2 separate regions of the Homo sapiens genome follow, and region 1 is linked to region 2. A link is a loop called in an ENCODE intact Hi-C map of the cell type or tissue named here. Cell type or tissue: A673. All regions are shown on one strand. Links, peaks and the distances in the headings refer to the core of each region. The heading gives the core; the rest is flanking DNA.

Region 1 (11,478 bases), core at 1,617-9,616, 53 kb after region 2:
ATCTCCTGACCTTGTGATCCGCCCGCCTTGGCTTCCCAAAGTGCTGGGATTACAGGTGTGAGCCACAGCACCCGGCCCCTCCTCTCTCTTTCTTACCTCACTCCTTGTACCAGTCATCTTGTTGTCAGCCCTATCACACAGGCTAATGTTCCCCAAGCTTAGAGAGGTTGGCGATTCCTGCCATATAAGAATACACTTTAATGCTTTTTGGTCAAAATAGGAACAAGCCCTGGATGTACTTCTTTTTACCCTGCCAAGTTAGCCAACTTTAACTTTATGCTCTGTTGTGGTGCATTGTTATTGTGTTGCCTTGTCATCTAACATTAAGCTCTTTTTTTGCAAGGGTAGAAAGAGATGACACGGAATTGGTCATATAAATGAAGCTTTACATGAACAAAGCAGGGAGAACTAAAGCTAACAAAATGTTTGGACGTCTAAAGGAAGAGTGGCCTCTCCTGATGTTTCTAAGACTGAGTTACCACTACACTACTGAATGGAAGGGAGAGAAGGGGGAAGGGCAGTTGTGTTCCTTGACAATATTCAAGGAAAAGGAAGACCAAAGTATAATTAGAAACACTGACCACGTGTCATCTTCACCACAAGTGAACCTGAGGGAAGGAGATGCCTGAAAGACCTGGAATTCTTCTTGCTTGACTCATGAAACTCAACAGGTCTTAGAGATGACTGCACAATAAAATCACTTTGGACCTAGAAGCAACTGTCTGAGAACTGGGACCAGCATTAGTGGTGAGATGTATTTTCTCCTCTCTCAGCATCATCCCAGAAAGGGACACACAGAGTTACTCATTAAGGTGAAAAAATCTAAAGACACTATACTAGTGAAAAGCTTGGGATCTGAAGAAAGAGCACTGAATTTCAATACTATGTTTGAATTTCAGCCAACTGTAAAATCTTTGGCATACTATTTAAACTCTCTGAGCGTTGGTTCCCTCATCTGTAAGATGAAAACAGTAACTACATGTCACGGCGTCAGTGAAAAGATTAAATAAGATAATGTATATAAAGCACTATCAGAGTCCCTGGCCCAGATAACAATGCCTAATAATTACCTATTACTGTAGCTATTACAAGTAGGGGGACAGTGGTTTAAAAATCAACACTGAAGGAATAAAAAGGACATGTGAAAGATGACACCAAAACCAAAATTTAATTCAAATCTTCTGAAGCAAACTAAGTACCATTAAGGAGAGGAATAACAATTGGTCAGAAAATCTGCAGTAATTCAAGAGTCTAAAAAAATAGTGTTCCAATTAATCCACTCCAGGAGAAAAGGTACTTAGACAAGACTGACATTATCAAATTAAGATGGGGGAGGAAAAGTGCTTTTCAGAACAGTTATCATGTGCTATTTTATTTTTTTTATTTATTTATTTATTTATTTATTTATTTATTTATTTATTTACTTCGCAACGGAAATTCGCTCTTGTTGCCCAGGCTGGAGTGCAATGGTGCGATCTCAGCTCACCGCAACCTCCGCCTCCCTGGTTCAAGCGATGCTCCTGCCTCAGCCTCCCGAGTAGCTGGGATTACAGGCACACGCCACCATGCCCAGCTAATTTTGTATTTTTAGTAGAGACAGGGTTTCACCATGTTGGTCAGGCTGGTCTCGAACTCCCGACCTCTGGTGATCCGCCCTGCCTCGGCCTCCCAAAGTGCTGGGATTACAGACATGAGCCACCACACTCGGCCTCATGTGTTATTTTAATACATTTTTCATACCCACAGATAAACAACACTTCATGTTTCTTTTCTAAACAAAAAAAAACTCTCCTGGCATTCTTGGTCCTGAGCTTATAATTTGCTCAGTAATTTTCCATTTCAGTTTTGTGCTCACAGATTTAGAAACGTACTTCATTTCCTAACAAAAATACTTTTGCTCTGCAGTATTTATTGCTTCTGCATAACTAGATCCCAGTGAACAGGTGAGAGAGGTACCCAAGAGGAAATGTGGAATAATAGTGTGCAAAGTGTTCTAGAGCAGAAGGTCACACTGCGGAACATACTTTATAACTGTAACAGGATACGGCTTAGCCCAGTGTTAGGCTTAGCCCAGCTCTGTCAAGGGGAGTTCAGCCAAGGTCCTCAGGGGCAAGGAATTCTAGTTATACTGCACACTGACCTCACTCATGACCCATACCAACTCACTGAAACCCCTCGGGGAAAATGAGTTACTAGTACCTGCCCTGCTCCCCAAACTTCCAATGGAATAGCAAATTGTGGGTTTTCTGTTTCTTGTTTTCAGCAGCACCTTTATTTTCAAATGAAATATTACAGATAAAAGCAGAACTGATTTGATGATACCTGTATATTCTTTTTAAACACTCCTTACCCCCTACCCAAGTGCTGGGATCCCTAAGGGACCAGAGAACACTATTAGAAACTAAATGACAGCTGGAGAGAGATTTTTAAAGTCCTAAAGAACAATTTATCCATAATCTGAATTTCTATGATTCAGTTTTAACTTAATATCTAATTTGATCTATATTCCACAGAACTGCTTTGGTAAGTTATAAAAATCCTATATAAAAATATATCAATTTTCATGATTAAACTACAAAGGAAAAGAAATAAAGTTCAATCATTCCTTCAGTCTAGCTCAGTCTTTGTAAGAAAACAAAATCATAAAAGTGCTAGAAAAAAAACATAAGAAAATACATTTTTAAATTGGAGGGTCTTTGTAAATAAGATCCAAAACTGAGAGACCATACAGATTTTATTAAATAAATTAAAACTCCTGTATGGCTCAAGACAACAAGAAATAAGTTAGCAAACAACAACCTGGTCTCCAGAAATTGAGCTCTATTGGGGCAGCGGTGGGGGGTCGGGGGGAAGAAATAAAGAAAGAAAACAACAACCTGGAGGAAAATACTTGCAACATATGTAACAGACAAAAAAAGTTAGTATCAAAGAAATCTCAATAATCGATCAGAAACTAGAAAAATGGAAAATTTATAGCTGAAAGACACACAGCTAAGAAGCATATGAAGACATTCAACCTCACCATCAGGAAAATGTAAATTAAACATGCACAAGAGGCAATGTTTTTAATCTATCAAGTTAAAAAAATTAAAGAGATCATTTTCAGAGCTGATGAGGATAGTGAGGCTATTTATTGGCATACACACAGGTAAAACATTTTTAAGCAGAAATTTGGCATTATCCATCAAAATTTAAGTGTGTATAGCATTTAGCCCAGTCATTCCACTTTTAATCTATGCTACAAGCTTCTACATACATCTATGAAAAAGGATGTCACTTTTGCATTATTTATAATACAGAAAACATGATATCACTGGAAGCCTATGGGACCTGGTGCAAAGGTACAAAACATTTATAAGAACTAGAATGATCTATACTTACTCCTGAGACAGGCAGCTTACCATATATTACCGAGTGGCAAAAGCAAATGCAGCATTATGCATAGTATAATTTTGTTTCTAATTTCTTTTTTCAAAACTTTCTCTACATTTCATATTATGTATATATACATGCATAGGAAAAGTTCTGTGAGGAAACAGCCCAAGCCATCAGCTATTCTTAGGGGGAAAAAAAAGGAAAATATAAAACTATATCAGCATGTTGCTGTCAATTTCATTAGAAACACACACGAGAGAGAGAGAGAAACACAATGAGAGAGAAAAGGACAAAAGAAATGATGGCCATGAGTACTCATAGCTGATAGGGTTCTGGGTGATTTTTATTTTCTGCTTTATAAAATGTTTTATATTTCTTATATTTTCTATAATGATCATTATTACTTTTATATTCAGAAAAATAATACAAGTTATGCTTAAAATATTATAACAAAGTACTGGGGGAAGTATTTCTTATTTAAAACTAAGAAAACAGTATCTACTGAATGTTATTGTTTCTGTCCCTAGAGCTAGATAAAAATCACAGGGCAAAGCCAAGAGTTAAGCTCCTCCTTGCTCTTTCCCTTCTAACGCTGTGAGTCTCCTAACATGGCACACAAACATGATACTGTAGAGATTCATTCTAATAAAAGCATATCACTGAGTACAGGCTCTGCTATCCCAGGTCAATAAGAGCTGGAATAATTGTGGAAGGTTTCATGGAAGAAGGCAAGACTCAGTTGGATCTTAAATAATTCAGAGGGATGTAAGAGAGAAAGGGCAAGAAACTAAAAGTTCCTCAGATTACCTTATTATCCATATTTTTTCAACCTAATAGCTCTCAATGTTTGAAAACTGCCACATAAACTTACCTAGCCTCCAAAAAGAGAATCAAATATGATTACTCAATAATATATGGAAACATATCCAAATATGCATATATACTTAACATATTATTCTAAAGATGCATATTTAAAAATTCTCAATTTCCCATCCACAAGAAAATGTGTTCAAAGCCAATAGTCTACACGGCACCACAATATATTGCTGATAATTTGGTATAATTTCCATGGCAAACAATTTGGCCATATAAATTAAAATTTAAAATACCCATATGCCCATACCCTTTAAAATTTTTTTTTCCTGCGAGATCCTTGTTCTGATTTAAGAGATAGGGTCTCACTCTGTTGCCCAAGCTGGAGTACAGTGGTGTGATCATAGCTTATAACAGCCTTGACCTCCTGGACTCAAGTCATCCTCCCACTTCAGCCTCCTGAAAAGCTACGACTACAGGTATGCGCCACCACCCTTGGCTAATTTTTTTATTTTATAGAGACAGTCTCACTATGTTGTCCAGGCTGGCCTCAAACTCCCAGACTCAAGCCATCCTCCCACCTCTGCCTCCCAAAGTACTGGGATAAGAGATAGTAGCCATCACACCTGGCGGCCCACACCCTTTGACCTAGCATTACACTAACAGGAGTTTATTCTAAGACTCATACTTGTGTGAGAAAATTCTTCGTTCACTGCAAAATCTGGAAGCAACCTAGAAACTGCACCACAGAGAGGTTATGTGGACAGTCTGTGCACGTAACAGAAAAAAATGAATGAGGAGGCTCGCTATATACTAGAATTAATGCCTGTCAAAATAAGAGACCATAGTGATATAGAACCCTAGAGAGACTGATCAGTAGAATGAGTGTGTGGAAAAAGAGGGTAGGCATATATATATATATATGCTGGTATACATACAAAATATCTCTGAAGAATATATAAATAACTATCAACTATTGGCCTCTGGAAGGTGGACCAGGAGGCTGCCGAGCAGGAGTGAAATGAAAACTTCTTACTGTATGCCAAAAAGATTTGTACTTTTAAAATTTGCATCATGTTCATCTTTCAGCCATTCAAACAAAAACAAACATAATTTAATTTTAACACATTGTATCTCTTCCCTCAAAAGAAAACTTCAAAGCTAACACTTTACATGGTAAAACTATCCATTTATGTGAATTCAGAAAGTTTGCCAGAGTTCACGTAACTGCAGTTTTTTAAATGGTTAGGCTATCAAATGAATGCTCCATAAATTTGTTATATTATTTCTAATTTAAGCATTCATTTTTTTTTAGATTGCCTAGGAGACAACTCTTAAAAAGAAAATAATACTCAGTTTTATGTCTCAAATACAGAAAGCCTCTTCACATTACAGGAAACTCAACTTCAAAAGCCATTACATTTCCTACAGGAACTCTTACCCTCGTGACACTTCTGTGCCAGCAGGCTTGAGGAGGGGAAAGGACAAATGGTTCTACCTTCCAGAGCGTTTCAGTAACACTCTTGAAGCAACATCATCTAGAATGAGAAAATGTCACACATTGTCCGCAAATGTCCACAAATGTGGGACATTTTCTCATTCTAGATGATGGATCATGATTCCAGTTTACGGCATTTTTGCTTTATATTTTATTCTAATGTATCAATAAGGATATGACCAAGAATCAAAGTTTCCAGAAAAATATTCCCCCAAATATGTAAGACATACCCACATGGGTCCATATTCTTGTATTTGTGGCAATTGTCAAAGACACCGGAAAAATAATCTTAGCAGCCTGGGACAAAGGCAGACTCTGGACACAAACTCTTAATTAGAAGGAGCCAGAGATCTACCCCCTTCCCTTCCTAAATAAGCTGCAATCTCAACAACATCCCATGTCAACTCAAACTTTGTTTAAACACCCAGATTTTCCTAGTTCTTTGGATTCAACTCTCTACTTGAGAGGCTTCTTATAATCAGATCCATCTTTCCGGCAACAAAGAAAGCCACCAACACCCTCCTCCTTCAACTTGGTGAACTGACAGCTCTTTTATGGTTCCAAATACAAGTGGCTTGAGGCATCGGCTCACTGAGTGAAGTGCTGAGATTTCTCTCAAGGACAACCTCCTAATGTTTCAGAACCACTGAGGGACAGACAGAAACAATCAATTCACCACAGGTTTCACCAGATTTTAACCGATATAAGGCACCTTGGCTCTCACAGAAGGGGAAAAGGGGATAATCTGTTACATCCTATCTAAGGTCTTCATTAAAAAAGAAAAAAAAAATTATTGAAAGAAATCTGAAGCCAGCAAATGACTGCCCTGACTACCCTGGAATGACAACATCTGTGGGGCATGTGGAGCCTCAGGTCCCTCATCATTAACATGAAGAAAAGGCAGATTAGCTTGGAAGGATGGCTGTGAGCATTAGAGGAAAGGTTTAAAAACATCTGGTCCTTCGTAATTATTCATTACTGCTAGAAACTATGTAAAACACTAACAATGAAAAGATTCACCATGCCCAAGAGCAGCTTGAGAAAACTAAATATAGCAAAGATAAAAATGTATTCTTCATTGATAGGCTGTACAATTTTAAGGCAACACCAAAGTTCAAGGAATAATGTGATAAATAGCGCAATTCGTCTCATGGAGCTGGGTAAAATGCCAAATTCGTCTTTTCATATTTTAATAATGTTACAGTGTGACTGTTATTAAGCCATGTGAGAGCTGGTTAAACACAGAAAACTTAATCCATGAAAACAGAGTAAGTATTCTTTTTTTTTGGAGACGGAGTTTCGCTCTTTTCGCCCAGACTGCAGTCCAGTGGCACTCTCAACTCAGTGCAACCTCCGCCTCCCAGGTTCAAGTGATTCTCCTGCCTCAGCCTCCCGAGTGGCTGGGACTACAGGTGCCCACCACCACACCCTGCTAATTTTTTGTATTTTTTAGTAGAGACGGGGCTTCGTGATGTTGGGCAGGCTGGTCTTGAACTCCTGACCTCAAGTGATCCACCCTCCTCAGCCTCCCAAAGTGCTGGGATTACAGGCATGAATGACCACGCCCAGCCCAAAACAGAGTAAGTATTCTATGAACAATTAGGCTATAAATTCCTTCAGAGGTAACCCTATGCCTCTCTTTTTCCTGTTGAACTCCCACCTAACACTGGGCCTGGAATAATAAACAATATTTAGTGGCTCAATAAACACTAATTAAGGAAATGAATTGGGATCACCAGGCGTAGTATAGAGAAAAACCAAGTTAAATCCATTTTTCATGGCACATAACTTCAAAAGTTATTTTTTAGGCCAGGTGCAGTGGCTCACGCCTGTAATCCCAGCACTTTGGGAGGCCAAGGCCGGCGGATCACAAGTTCAGGAGATCCAGACCATCCTGGCTAACACGGTGAAACCCCGTCTCTATAAAAAATACAAAAAATTAGCCAGGCATGGTGGTGGGCGCCTGTAGTCCCAGCTACTGGGGAGGCTGAAGCAGGAGAATGGCATGAACTCAGGAGGCGGAGCTTGCAGTGAGCCGAGACTGTGCCACTGCCCTCCAGCCTGGGCGACGGTGCAAGGCTCTGTCTCAAAAAAAAAAAAAAAAAAAAAAAAGGTTATTTTTCAAACCACTTTATAAGGTGTGATTGACATACAAAAAGTTGCATATATTTAATGCATAGAACTGAATTTGGGAGCTCTCATAAAGATTTTTCATCCCTGGAGGGTTGTTAAATAGGTGCTTCTAAGGGGGGAAGAGGGCTGGACCCCCTATTCCACCATCCTACTGATGGCGGTAGGGTCATTTTGAAAAAGTTTTACCATGATAATTAAGAGCCTGAGATTAACAGAGAGAGATCTGTGTTCAACCCAACTCTGTTCTTTACTAGCCAAACAATGATGTGCATTTTATAAACCTGTTTTCCTATATGCAAAATAGCTTCATTGTCCTATAATACAATACAGCTCAGAGTGGTAAACAAGAAAAACATATGCAAATAGTGTGCAACACACAGCAGGTCTTGAAAAATATTTGTAATATTCATTCAACTTATTTTTTATTTATTTATTTTTAGAGACAGGATCTCACTATGTTGCCCAGGCTGGTCTCATACTCCCGGTATCAAGTAACCCTCCCACCTCAGCCTCCCAAAGTGCTGGGATTACAGGCAGGAGCCACTGTGCGAGGCCAACTAAACAGTTTTAGCATTTAAACGTTACGAAAAAATGTTGAAGACTTGGAACAAATGATCAAAATAAAGACAGAGTGATTTAGTTGTGTAAAAAAGTGTTCCATAATAAAATATAGCGCAATAATGTTAAAAATAACAATATCACAGAAAAAAATAGGGAAAACATAAATGAAACTGTGTTATCCTTATGTCAATTATTTGCATAGGATGTATTCAGGCTTCCCTCAGTTTTTGCAGAAGATCTTAGAAAAATTAAGTGAAAAGTTGCTCAAATCTGTCATTTTAAAAACCTATTAGTATTGATTATTGAAAATATATATTACCAGCCTAACTCTACAAAAGTTGACAAAGTATCTCTAAAGGAAATTCCAACCAAAAGGATAAGATCCAATTAAATGAGAGATTCAGAGTTTTAAATTCACACTGTGAAAATTATACTAGCATACACTTGGAGAAACATGTCACTACAAGCAAATTTAAATACAATTTTTGTTAAAAATAAGCAATAACAATAATAAAATGGCAAACACTATACAGTATTTATTATGAAAGGCACTATTCTAAGTACTTTACAGGAACTCATTAAATCTTCAAAACTAATATCTAATGACATGTAAGAGATAATCTGTCCTAAGTATATGTGAGTATTGAAGATGAAGTAGGAAAGACGTTGACTTCTTTTTTAGATATGGCATCTTTGACACAGCTCAGTAATCAGAAGGACTGAATCTTAGAAGAGACTGAAGCCAGAATTTAACGGCAGCTGCCTCGCTTCCATTTTTATGTCTAATATGTAGACGTACATTTGTAAGACAAAATAAACATTTAAAATAGAGTTTAAGAAACAGAAAACTCAAAATTGGCATTCTATTTTCACTTCAAATCTCGGTACAGAATTATTACATTTCAGTCAGCTCTCCTCAGGTTCATTCTTCCCTTTCCTCTCTCAAAGCAAAGTGCAGCACTGTCATATGTGGTCTTGTGATCCCACTAGTGTGATGTTGGTCAATAAACAATTAGTCGGTGTAATTCGGTAAAATCCTATGATGTACTTAGCTGCAGGAAGAACACACACTAATGTCAGCAATGTTGTGAGTCATTTTATTTTATCTGCATATAAAGTGTTTGTATGCGTTCAGCAGCAAACACACCCGACATCACCTACTTCAATAAGGTTTGCCTTATGGCTTTTTGTTTATTTATTTTAGATCAAAGGTGAGTCTCTGAGCTTCCACAGTAAGGACAAGCCTAGAGCAAATGATGCTTCTTGGGACTCTCATCATTTTGTACATAGGGCTTTCTTGTGATGGAGAAGTGTGAGAAATAGTCAGGAAACTTGGGTGCCTTCCTCAAACACACCTCTTCTGTAGAACCAGAGAATGGTCATAGGAATGCTGCGAATAATGTCACCACTTTCCCATTCCTCCCCAACTAGTAATGAGAATGTGGAAAACTCAGCTTAAAACTAAAGAAAAATCTTTCAATTTACATTATAGAACATTGAACAACTGCCGCTGCCTCTCCGTTAGCCCTACCTCTGCGAAGACCTTTATATTACACTCGAGGAGTCAGAAATACCATAGGAAGGCGACCCACAGTCAATCACCACATAGCCAGATAGGAAACCTTTTAGCCATGGTTGCATCCAAGCACATGGCAAGCACCGGGCAATGGGCAGCTGCCTCAAACACACCATTCCTGAGAACAGACTCAGCATCAGGTACTTCTGATGCATTATTCTCTCCTGATCTTACAGCAAAGCCCTGGAAGCCTGTGCTCTTCCTGTCGCACCAAAACTGCCTTCTGCCCTCAATCATTTTCCCGTAGCTGTCATGTCCAACTTGACGCAAGCAAATGGCAGGCACCCAGGAACGGGGCTCTTAGGACCACAATGTCCACAGAGGTGATGTCCCAGCCCCATCTCTGAATGACAAGAGTAGCACACCCATTAGCCATGAAATCGTACTAAGACACTTCCACCAAATTAAATTATTTCCAAGGCACCACCCTGCTAGGCCCTGGGGAAATGATGGTGAATGAGGCAAGGCACCAGCCTGAATGAGCTTAATCGAGGGGAGACCAATCCCAGGATAAGGGCTGGGTACAGAATGCTGGGGAATTTTCCTGCAGGAGGTAAGGTAACATACTGAATCTGCAGACAAGTAGGACTGGCTTGGACTAGGAAAAAGGAACTACCTTAGAGTAACAGGAAAGACTTGGTACTTACTGCATAAAGAGGGTGAAGGAAAATGAGTTTAGGTTGATCCAAACCCCCAGTGTGTTTAACTTCATCAGAGGTGACACCCTCACCAAGGTAGGGAATATAGGAGAAAAGATAGGTTTAAGGAAAAAGTAGATGAATTCTGTCTAAGAATTCTCTGTTTAAGATACTTGTGGCCAGTCTCATGGAAAGATCCTGACAAGCAGTTGAAATTTGGGGGCCCCCAACGAGAGGTCTGAGTTAAATATGAGTTCATTGTGGCGGTCATGTGAACAAACCCAGCTGTGAATACCCGCCAGGGAAAAAAAAAAAAGTGTGACAGGAGGACATGGGATCCAATGCTAGATGACACCTGACACCTACATTCAATGGGTGACCAGCAGGAGGAGAACCTTCAACAAACAGTGAAAGGGAACACCCAGGGAAGCAGGAGAAACATCTCGAGCAGGGGACTACCCGAGATGGTAACGCTTCAAGGAGAAGGATCTGGTCAATGTCCAATTCCAAAGGGAGGTCAGATAAGGACTGAAAAACATTCACCATGGCCAACAGGAGATGGCTGGTCCCTTCGGGGGGGTGGGGTGGTCAGTGCCCACACAGTGGTGGAGCTGCCAGCTGCGATGTAAGGAGCTGAGGACGGAATGGGAGATGCAGCAGCCTCAGAACTTTCTCAAGAGGCTTAGCTACAAAGAAAAGAGCTCAGCCTTTCATTACTTTTTCTTAATAGTTTGCAGCTGGGTGCAGTGTCTCACGCCTGTAACCCCAAAACTTTGAGAGGCCAAAGCTGGAGGATTGCTTGAATTCAGAAATTTGAGACATGCCTAGGCAACACAGCAAGACGTCACCTCTCCCAAAACTTTTTAAAATTAGCCGAGGTGGTG
Region 2 (11,478 bases), core at 2,034-10,033:
CTCTGCAAGGCGTCCCAATTCAGTTCTTTCAAAAATGATCCTGGTGAAACAAAACCCACCTGAAGACCAGAATCAGCCCTCATAGTACTAGTTAATAATCTCTGATCTTACTGGTAGGTCAGCCCTCTGGATTTCTTTGTTGACTTTTTATGGAACTAAACTCCCTGTTACTCTGATAAAGCCAGTGAAGAAAGGCATGAACGGATGTATTTCTCTGGCAAAGTAATATAAAAGACTCCATTTATGTGATGACCTAAATCTACTCCACTTGTTAGAGAAAAAACTTCTGTTATTTAAAAAACAAACAGTTCTTTTTCAGGGTGCCCACTTTATAGAGTTCTAGTGAAGACTGAAAAAGATAATAATCTGAGATACTTAGCATAGCATCTTGCACATAAATGTTAGCTGCTACCATGACTACTACTGTTACATTATATCCGGTGATGGAACGCAACTACATTTTTCCACAGAACCACACAGAACTATAATATCCTCAGGCTGGGGAAGTTTTGAGGTTTTGGATTCTTGTGCTTTCTAGATTCTGCTGCTGCTCAGACACTGTAAGTTTCTTTAACGTGTGGATGTAGCACATCTGTCACTTCCTTCCTCTCCACCCACTCCACTCCAACTGAATGTCCCAATGCTGATATTCAGGAAAAAAGGTAGAGCAAACAATTATAAAACATCTATTCTTTGCACCTCTTCCAACGTCAAGATTTTTTTTAAAATCCATTTTTGAAATTGACACACCATTCTCAATCCCACCCATTGTAATGATACCCCTACAATCTTGAGAATCCTTTATGGGAAGCGGATGTCTCTTAAAAATTCATAAGGCACAGCCTGCATGCTTCAACATGACAAAACACCTCTTCATATAGCTTCTGTTGTTTTTCCCCCTTCTTTTCACACCTTTGTTAAAGGTAAACACTACAATGTGGCATCATCGTATTCTACTCAAGCTTTAGAAAAAGTAGACTATTTTAACATTTTGACTCATGCTCTATTACAAATCTTTATTATTTCATGAGTTCAATTGTTTAATCTTTCTCAGTCCTGCAATGTAACACTAATAAAGAACAATTTGGAATCAATGAATGAATGAACAAATGAATGAATGTATCTTTGAAAATCAAGGAATTCACAAAGGATAAAAATCAATACCTCTGCTTAAGAACTTATTTTCAAAATAGCTCAATAGCACATTATTTTTGTTTGCTTTTGAGAAAAGTTCCAAATAGACCAAATACTAACACATTAACCATGTGATTTAAAGATGTAATAATAAAATTATCACTTCTTTGAAGTATACTAAACAGGTTAGTACCCCTTATGCAAAATGTTAGGGACGAGAAGTGTTTGGGATTTCAGATTTTGAAATATTTGCTATACTTACCCAGTAGAGCATCTCTCATCCAAAAATCAGAAATCCTGAATGCTTCAACGAGCATTTCCTTTGAGCATCATGTTGGTGCTCAAAAAGTTTTCAATTTTGGTACATTATAGATTTTGAATTTTTGAATTAGGGATGCTCAACCTATTTTTTTGGTAAACTTTGTTTTTCTAATGGCTAAAACATACGTATAAGCATATCTTGCTTTATAAAGCATCTCAATCAAACATCTCAGATGCATTAAAGAACACAAACATTACATGAAGACTCCTTTTGAAATACGAATAATGCCTCTGATTTATTTCCTTTTGAAATTCTGAGTTTCCTCTTCATTATAGGACACCTACAATAAATAATAAGTTATGCCAAGTGATATTACAAAAGAACACTGATTTATTTTACTATTTGTTTTCCCTAAAGGGAAAGAATATCAGAGAAACAGCTAGATTATGTTTACGGCTAAGTTAACTTCGGCTAAGTTAACTTCATCTTATTTGTCTATACTTCATTGTTCTAGTAGCAGTAGGTTGCCTCAATAGCTAACTACCTAACTGCATAGCTTTCTTTTTTTTTTTTTTCTCTTTGAGACGGAGTTTCACTCTTGTTGCCCAGACTGGAGTGCTATGGTGCGATCTCCGCTCACCACAACCTCTTGCTCCTGGGTTCAAGCGATTCTCCCGCCTCAGCCTCCTGAGTAGCTGGGATTACAGGTATGTGCCACCATGCCAGGCTAATTTTGTACTTTTAGTAGAGACAGGGTTTCTCCACATTGGTCAGACTGGTCTCGAACTCCCGACCTCAAGTGATCCACCCGCCTCAGCCTCCCAAAGTGCTGGGATTACAGGCGTGAACCACCGCGCCCAGCCTAACTGCATATCTTTCACACCATATCTTTTTCTTAAGAGCAAAGAAAGAAACAAGAAGCAACTTCATGTATTTGGACAACTTGTACTATGAAGTAGGCATCTACTGTATAGTCTTGATTTATAGTCTTCTTCACAGTAAAACATAAGAAAATCCTAGTTGAGGATCAAGACAAGCTAATCCAATCAGCTTTCCTAAAAGAAATCAAATTGACTTTACACCACCTCCCCAATTCCTGCAAGGATTTCCCAGTGAGTCAGATCCAGAAGCAGAAATGGTTACCAGCGCTACATTTCTATTTTCTTATTTGCAAAGACAGTGAAAATTTTAGTTTTGTTCCCTTGAGGGTTTATTAAATTTACTTTTTCTCTTTGATCACACCCATAACAGTAGATTCAAATCAGTAAATCCACCGATACTTAAGAATAAATCGCAAGATAACAACAAAACAAGCAGAGGTGAACGAACAGAGATGCATGTATGAGGAACAGGAGGCTGTCCTTGTCCTGGGAAGGGCTGGTTACTTAATTTGCAGAGTCTAGCGCAAAGTGAAAATGCAGAATCCACTGTTGAAAAACCAAAAAACTTCAGGATGGCAACAGCAGAGCACTAAACCAACTACAGGGCACTTCTGAGCATGGGGTACTGTGCAACTAACTGCACAGGTCACAGACCCATGAAGCTGGTCCTGGTCCCAGGAGACATTTGCCCTTGGGTTTCACCAAAGCAGTGGCATTGCCTTCTCCTGGAAGTAAATAGGGTCAGCAATGTAGACGTTAAAGACAAATTCAAATAAACTTCTAGTAAATCAAATACACGGAAATGAAATAAAAGCTGCTTGGAGATACAGCTCTGTGGTGGGAGTGAGAGTGGGAGGGAGGTGGGGAGTTGAGACCTATTTGTTATTACATTCCCACTAACTAGCAAAGTGTCTAACACAGAATAGGTACTTAATAAAGGTTGAAATAAAAAACAATGCAAATGACAATCAACTTATCTCATTTTGGGAAGGTAATTCTTCTTCCCTCCAAGGTTGCACTGTTTATTACAGACAGCCATCTTCTCTCATCACATTGTACATTACATTAACCACACAGAATGTTTGAGATTAGATCCCAATGTCAACTGCATCTTAAAATATCTAAAATATCTGGCAGAAATAATTCCATTCTCAATAACCAACATAAAGAGAACAATTTCCCATTCACTAGCTGGAGCTGGCCAGGAGGAGAATTTGCTATTCTCAGCAAATTATATTATCCACAGGGAATTCATGCTTAATCTTAAGACTTGAAGGGAGTCCCTGTATCCCAGCCCACGGGTAGACTTTAAATATCCAGTAAAATGACATTTCAAAATAATAAAAGAACTAAAAGAACTGGAGGAACAAAATAAAGGGTGTTGTAAAAGGAAATGGAAATACTACCATAATTAGAGCTTTTAAAACAGACACTTTAAACACTGGTTGAACACTAACTTGTTTACAACAGCACACAAGGCAGATTGCAGGAGTCTAAGGGGGAAAAGTATTGGTATTTATAAGAAAGAAAATGTGAAGAAAGCTACTGTAAGGTCACTTCCTGAAACCTAGTTTAAGCACACACATGCACACACACAGAGAGACACACACATGCACACACCAAAACACCATTTTAACCCTTATGAAGATATACAGCTTCACTTAGTCTGGCTTTCCCATCAACATGCCATGGGCCCAAATACGTAACTGGAAAAAGGGGACCCCCATCATAGTTTAAAAATGCATTAACCTAACTCCCTTGTCACTCACTTCACACGCTGAAATGCACTTACCCTCTTTCTGGTACCTAAACAGCACAGCTTTAAATGTGGGTATTTATTCTCAGTTGGTTGAAAGACAACCTGTCCACTTGGTTCTTCCCAGACAGGAACTATCTTTAACATTTAAGAATGCTCCATGCAAGCCCATACAGAGATTAAGTATTTTAAAAATCCTCCTGGTGATAACTGCTAGGCAGTTTTACCTGGCTGACTAGAATACCCAGGACTTTGGAAGAACTGGGAGATGTACAATAGATCACTGATCCTAAGAGTAGGGGATACCCATAGCTGCTGAGAAGCACCGAAAACAGACATAGCATCCACCAGATAGAGGGTACTTGGAACAGGTCCTGTGGGCCTGATGTGTCTGCCAGATGTACGACAGTGTACTAAAATCATCCTTGGCAAATGGAATGACCGTGCTGGCTACAGCAGTAGTTGCACTCTGTCAATTCTGTAGAGTGCTCACCATTAATAGGGTGGACAGCCCCACCCAAACAGGCAGGCTACTAAGATGTCCTGGAAAAGTAGGAAATGTTATCTGACCTCATTAGGACAATTAGAAGCTCCTGTGCACTGTGCAACCATAACATTCAACAGTGAGTAATGCAAAGACAAACATGTTTTGGTTAAAAAAAAAAAAACCACAAAATTAAAAATTTTAGAAACCATGCATGCACTCAGCAACTTAGAAGTTTGTAGCCTAAATTCACTCTTCAAAAATTAAGTTTTCTTTTAAAAGTTTTCTCTTTAGTATTGAAGAAATTAAAGAGGGACTTCCATGCTTGAGGAAGACTTGGAAAAACCCCAGACCTAAACTAAAAGCAGTGATCTTGGCCAGCAATTTTCTGGCTTCCCCTTGCTATTATTAAGTATCCTTCTGTTTGAGTAAGAATTTATCCACCTCTCAGAAGCCATCTTTTTTCTTTCCGTGTCCAGAAAAATGTGAAAACCATGTGTTTATAATGAGCCTGTTGCTATGCAAATCATTAAAACACATTACAAAAATCTTTCCTTTGAGTCAGGAGAACATGCTGGGGAAGATGAACTGCTCAAGAGTCCCTTTGCTGGACAGAAAAGCTGGCAAAAAGGAATCTGAGAAGCAAAGCAAAATGGAAAAAATTACAGTGGTCCCATCCCTTGAGTCATTTTAACCAACAGGGGAAAACTAACATTTTCAAAGCCCCAAGGTAATAAATCTTACAGTTTGGGGTTAACAAACTCGGTGGTTCTTAATCTCTTTAAATCCTATGGTTTCATGACTCATCCCCCATCTGTCTACCAGAGTGTGTCCTTCTTTTCACTATTTTCTTTTAACATTTCTATAACAATATCAAGGGATTTCTTCTTTTTTCCTTTTATTTGTAGCCCTGTGTGTATTTTCCTTTTAATATATTTTGTTTTCTCATTCAATTAACACCTTAAAGTAGGGCCTGAGTTATCCATTTCTTATCCAACACAATCATAGTGTCTTGGCAGGTTTCCCTCACTTATGAAGGGACTTGCCCCTCAAAAGCCATATCTAGCAGATGAGACACAGTATGTCAAATTAATGTCAAAAAAAGCAGTGCCTCCTAATTTTCTAATTTAAACCAATTTGGACTTGATAATTTTAATAAAGCCAATCACTTTATTAAACAATTTGCAATCAATGTCACTCTCAAATTTTTGTTGTGTTGTTCTGAATACACTACTGACCTAAAAATTTCCATGGGTGTGATTCTCTGGGGACAACAAATTAAATAAACAGCTTTTAAATGTATTTTCCTTTGACTCCTATGTGTCTTGATATATATATGGGTTCATATACACAGCAAAAAAAAAAGGAAAACCCAACCAGAGTATTAATCTAGACTCTTTGTCCTTGTTCAGAGAGAAGAAATGGCTGGTCATGACTAATGCTATAGAACCTGTTCTCAAACAGAAGTAGCCAAACCATTGCAAACATGTGTTGGATGAAAACAAGTTTGGTTGGCTCCAGACAAAGGCTTATTTTTTTCAGCACAGATGGCTGAATGGTTGCCTCCTCCAACGGGTTGCCCGCAAATGAAAGACAGATTTCTATTTCTAATCTATGCAAATATCTTACTCTGCAGGGCATCACAAAGACTAACTGTTTTGTGTCAGACACTGCAGATCCCAGGTGCTCTCAGAGATGCCAAAGCCCATCTCCACCTGAGATGCCTGGTAACTGGGATAACAGCGGATGACTGGAGAGTTAGTCATTAACCCGCTCCTAATGAATGTTGTTGGGGCCTTCTGTGAAACATTCCTCTGGAATCCTGCCCCACCACCACTGCTTCCCCTTGGCTGAGCTGCCTGGAAGGCAGTTTCAATATTCAGTTCGGACCTCAGATGCTGCTAAAACCTCCCAAGAAGGCTGAGATTCCCAAAGGCTCTTAAGGACTGTAGCATTTTTCACCTTGTGTTGAGCACATCTGTCCATCTCCAACACCACACCGAGAAAACTCAAGCATTTAAAAATGTTATTCTGTCCAAACCAGATCTCCTTTATTCTCTAGTCCATAAGCCTACAACCTACGGCATGTCTTGCTGAATCACACCTGATCGTTGTTGGTGGCCCTCAACCTTCCCAAATAAATGTAATTCCTTTATTCTTTTCTTCCTAACAACTTTTCTTTGATTTCTTACATTTTTTTTTTCTCATGTTCCTCCATATTCCCAGCTTAAATCTTTTACTCACTCTGACACCCCTTGGCACATTCCAGTTTTAGGGCCCCTTGGAGGCAACAAAAATTTCTGCAATGCTGCAAACATACACACATACTCACGCACAGACAAAATGTTGCATGCTAATCCAACTCCTAACTTTCAACATTCTTTGCCATAAAGAGTTGGTTAGACCTGAAATCTACATAATTTAGTTCCAGCGCTTAAATCTAAAAATATCTTTCAAAGTTTAAAATTTTTTGTTAGTTTTTCTGATCAAATGTCAGCAACACAGTTTGCTTCAAAATCCTGTGTTGGAAAACACTTCTTTCCCTCCTTATCAACCTTCATCTGAAATAAACCAGGCTAATTAAGCAAAAAGAAATTCTAAAGAAAAAAGAAAAGTCCTTCCTAAATCCCACAGTTAATAACCACCACTACCAAAACTTTTTACTCTATACCTCCCTCTTTGAAATTTAAATACCTTTTGTTTTAGTCTATGAATGCAAACATTGACAGTCAAACAATGCAGCATTAAGTTTACTTCCTTGGAAAATCTAAAATTGTAAAGAGTTTTAGAGGTTAACTGATTCATTGATTCCTGAGGCTGGGTGAGTGTCAGAAACACCAGAGGAGTACTATTCATTTTCTCTTTTTTGAGATGGAATCTCGCTCTGTCGCCCAGGCTGGAGTGCAGTGGCGCGATCTCGGCTCACTGCAAGCTCCGCCTCCCAGGTTCACGCCATTCTCCTGCCTCAGACTCCCGCGTAGCTGGGACTACAGGTGCCCCCAACCAAGCCGGGCTAATTTTTTTTTTTTTTTTTTGTATTTTTTTAGTAGAGATCGGGTTTCACCATGTTAGCCAGGATGGTCTCGATCTCCTGACCTCGTGATCCGCCCGCCTCGGTCTCCCAAAGTGCTGGGATTACAGGCGTGAGCCACCGTGTGTCAGACACTGCCCGGCCTATTCATTTTAAACAATAACATCCTCTTGATTCTCAGCTCTAGACATTACAACCAGACTTCTGGTACAGCTCTAGAATCATATTTATAAGTGCTCCAGGTAACTATGATACAGCAGGCCCTGGTCTTTTGAGAACCACTGATCTATTCCAACATCCTACCCAATATGGTGGCTCCCTCTACAGGATACCACATGGGCTACCTGGTCCACGTGACAACATTCACAGAGACCAGTGCTCTCACCCTTTTGTAAGTCTTGTTCCATTTTTAGATGGCTTAGTTACTAGAAACTGTATTCCTACATTGAGCCAAATAGTCAAAGTTCTTTGGCTCCTTGGACTTCACTTACTTAGACCCTAATTTTGTGCTCCAGAACTGACAAAGAATTCCCCCTCCTACAACAGTCTGTAAATATCTAAAGGCAGCTACTACTGTGCCCTTGTAAGACTTAATTTTTCTTTTTTTTTTTTTGAGACGGAGTCTCACTCTTTCGCCCAAGCTGGACTGCAGTGGCGCTATCCCGGCTCACTGCAAGCTCCGCCTCTTGGGTTCATGCCATTCTCCTGCCTCAGCCTCCCGAGTAGCTGGGACTACAGGCGCCCACCACCACGCCCGGCTAATTTTTTGTATTTTTAGTAGAGACGGGGTTTCACGGTGTTAGCCAGGATGGTCTCGATCTCCTGACCTCGTGATCCGCCCGCCTCGGCCTCCCAAAGTGCTGGGATTACAGGCGTGAGCCACCGCGCCCGGCCGACTTAATTTTTCTAAGCTTAAACAACCTTTTTCTTTTAACTTCATAAAGCATAACTTCTGAGTCCCTCTTTATTTCAACTGCTCTTTCTCACCAATAGGCCTTACAGGATAGGTCTGTCTAGAGTAACAATACTTCATTTTTCTTACAGACAGAACTTTTTTCAATATACACTAATTTCTAGTCCATGTTTCACCCTCATCACTCATTACCTTGCACTTAATGGCCGAGAGCCAAGAATCAGCAAGTATTTATTAACTTAATGCTGTGTTCCTAGCACCGTGTAAAGTACTCAAGGAGGATTCAAAAGCCAACGGAAATCATCACATTTTGAGGAGTTAATAATTTTTTGTACAGGAAGAACTTGGATATGTGAATCAACTTGAAAACAGGGAGCAATGGTATGCAACAGAGTGCTTTAAATGTCTATCACATGAAAAACTGAACACTAGGTTTTTTGGATCAAGCTGTAAGCTAACTCACGGCCTCTGTTTGCAATTATGCCATCTACTTACAATACCTTTTGATTTAAAAATAAAAATAAAAAAAAAAGGAAAGAACGAAAGTGAAAAAAATAAGCACTTTGGGAGGCCAAGGTAGAAGGATCACCTGAGGCCAGGAGTTCAAGACAGCCTGGGAAATACAGCGAGACTTCATCTCTACAAAATTAGAAGAAAATTTAGCCAGGCTTGGTGGCACATGCCTGTAGTCCCAGCTACTCAGGAGGCTGACGCAGGAGGATTGCGGGAGCCCAGGAGTTTGTGGCTGCAGTGAACTATGATTGTGCCACTGCACTCCAGTGTAAGTGACAGAGCAAGACTCTATCTCAAAATAAATAAATAAATAAATAAATAAATAAAAGCCAAATTAAAGAAAGCAAGCAGAGGCCGGGCGCAGTGGCTCACCCCTGTCATCCTAGCACTTTGGAAGGCCAAGGCGGGCAGATCATTTGAGGTCAGGAGTTCGAGACCAGCCTGGCCAACATGGTGAAACCCCGTCTCTACCATAAATACAAAAATTAGCCAGCCGTGGTGGCAGGCGCCTATAATCCCAGCCACTCGGGAGGCTGAGGCACGAGAATCGCTTGAACCTGGGAGGTGGAGGCTGCAGTAAGCCAAGATCGTGCCACTGCACTCCAGCCTGGGTGACAGAGCAAGACTCCGTCTCAAATTAAAAAAAAAAAAGAAAAAGAAAAAGAAAAAGCAAGCAAGCAGAATATTGCCTTAAAATACACTTAAAAATTTCAAGAGCATCCTTATATCAGAAATTTAAAATCTAAAAACTACACAAAAGTCAGGTAGAATACTCTTCCTTCTTCAAAGCATGTTCCCGCATTGCTTCCCAAGCATTCAGAATGACAAGGTCCGGGTAAAAGGCAAAAAGTAAAGGGTTTATGTGATTCCTTTTCCTACCAGAAATATCCATTTGATGAGGAGACTTCCCAGGTATTTTAATGGAAAACTCTTACCAATAAATGAACTATACCAACATCAAAAAAATGCACTTATTCCATTCACTGAATATGCTTTATGAACTTACACAAATCCCTCACTTTACAGATGAGAGGGGAAAACATCATTTCAAAGGCAGCACACGGTTTCTCCAAGCTAAAGCAGACACTGAGTAGCTGCAATACCTTGTTCTCCTCTTCTACTGATGGCTTCTTGTCTCCTCTTATTTAGTAGGGACAATCATCAAAACTCCTGCTCTCGCAACATTTTCCTCCTTAACTTTACTCCCACTTTTAGTTACCTTTCCAATCTTCAAATTCGAAGTCTGATACCACATTTTGTTTGGGGATATTTTTAGGAAAAGGGTGGACAAAACAGAATTAGGTTTTTGTTTTTGTTTTTGTTGTTTTTGTTTTTGTTTTTGAGACAGGGTCTCAGTCTGTTGCCCAGGCTGGAGTACAGTGGCATGATCACGGCTCACTGCAGCCTTGAACTTCTGGGCTCAAGTGATCTTCCAACCTCAGTGTCCCGAGGAGCTGGAACTAAAAGCACAAAACACCATGTCTAGCTAGTTTTTATATTTTTTTCTTTTTGTAGAGACAGGGTCTTGCTATGCTGCCCAGGCTGGTCTCAAACTCTTGGCCTCAAGCTCTCCTCCCACCTCAGCTTCCCAAAGTGTTGATATTACAGGTATGAGACACCACGCCTGGCCAGGTCATTAATTTTTTATTAAATTCTTGCATGCCTATTTTACCCACAGTCTCCGATGAATATTTCCACGCTGCTAGAGATGAAATTCTGCCTGGCTCAGGATCCCTACTACCTTACCAGCATTACAGAAAACTGCTGGGGTTAGCTACATGGATTCAACCAAAACTCTAAAGCTGCAAAGCAATGAGTAAACAACCCCCAACTATTTTACCCTCTCCCCCACCACACACCCGCACCCACACCCACACACCCCTAAATCTACCAGCTCATCTACTTCATTGGAAGCTTCACAGTTAGTCAACACCCTTATATGGCACACAGGGGGAAAATGCACCTACCTTGTGGCCTCTTGCTGAAGCCATGACACATTTGGCACATAGAACATGACTCCAAAGAAAAGCAAAGGCTCATTAGCGAATTTGTCCAGATGTTTCTTCAGAGGTTTCTCCAGCTCCACCCATCGTGCTTGCTGGCTCTTGCTGAGAAACCAAAGGCCAAAGTAGTGCGTCTAGATAAAAGGGTAAAATAGCATCAGTTCATGCTCACCACAAGCATCCCAAGGCCACACAAGAAACGAGACTCCAGCATGCTGCATCCCACCCTGGGTTCCCCAGCCCATATATAAGATCCAGCTTTGACATATAACTTTGGGACTAATCAAAAGAAACCACAACCACACACTACTGTAACATACATGGAGTATCCAGATGCAGTATCCCTACTCATTACTACTGTTTGTGCTTGCAGATACCAAAGCGCCCATGTGAGGTAAGGGGAGTCGCGCAGGGAAGGGATAGTGCTGACTTTTCCCCTGATATCTGAAGACTGCCTTTTCTGTGTGCCTTCTGCATGCTTCATGATCTCACATGGAGCAC

The links. Peaks named below come from ENCODE experiments on the same cell type or tissue, not always from the same donor. Only the 100,000 strongest peaks of a DNase experiment are listed, where the experiment ranks them.
Region 1: it touches region 2 in a loop (4-fold over the local background); 10 of 110 quality-filtered maps call a loop at or near these places.

Annotation. Positions count from the first base shown.
Region 1 is chr1:214,494,285-214,505,762 of GRCh38, forward strand. All of the region lies in intron 1 of PTPN14 (protein tyrosine phosphatase non-receptor type 14), which reads right to left. Among named protein-coding and RNA genes, the nearest start is that of PTPN14, 52 kb to the right of the region's middle. RefSeq lists an enhancer at 10,720-11,478. In A673, for the core only: no CTCF peak of the experiment used is centred there; a DNase peak (open chromatin) is centred at 6,537; H3K4me3 peaks cover 879 bases; H3K27ac peaks cover 2,349 bases.
Region 2 is chr1:214,440,864-214,452,341 of GRCh38, forward strand. It overlaps PTPN14 (protein tyrosine phosphatase non-receptor type 14), which reads right to left. Exons shown (of 19, transcript NM_005401.5): 3 at 10,942-11,111. Among named protein-coding and RNA genes, the nearest start is that of PTPN14, 100 kb to the right of the region's middle. RefSeq lists enhancers at 5,575-6,261, 9,343-9,842. In A673, for the core only: no CTCF peak of the experiment used is centred there; DNase peaks (open chromatin) are centred at 5,198, 6,068 and 6,328; H3K4me3 peaks cover 1,581 bases; H3K27ac peaks cover 6,073 bases.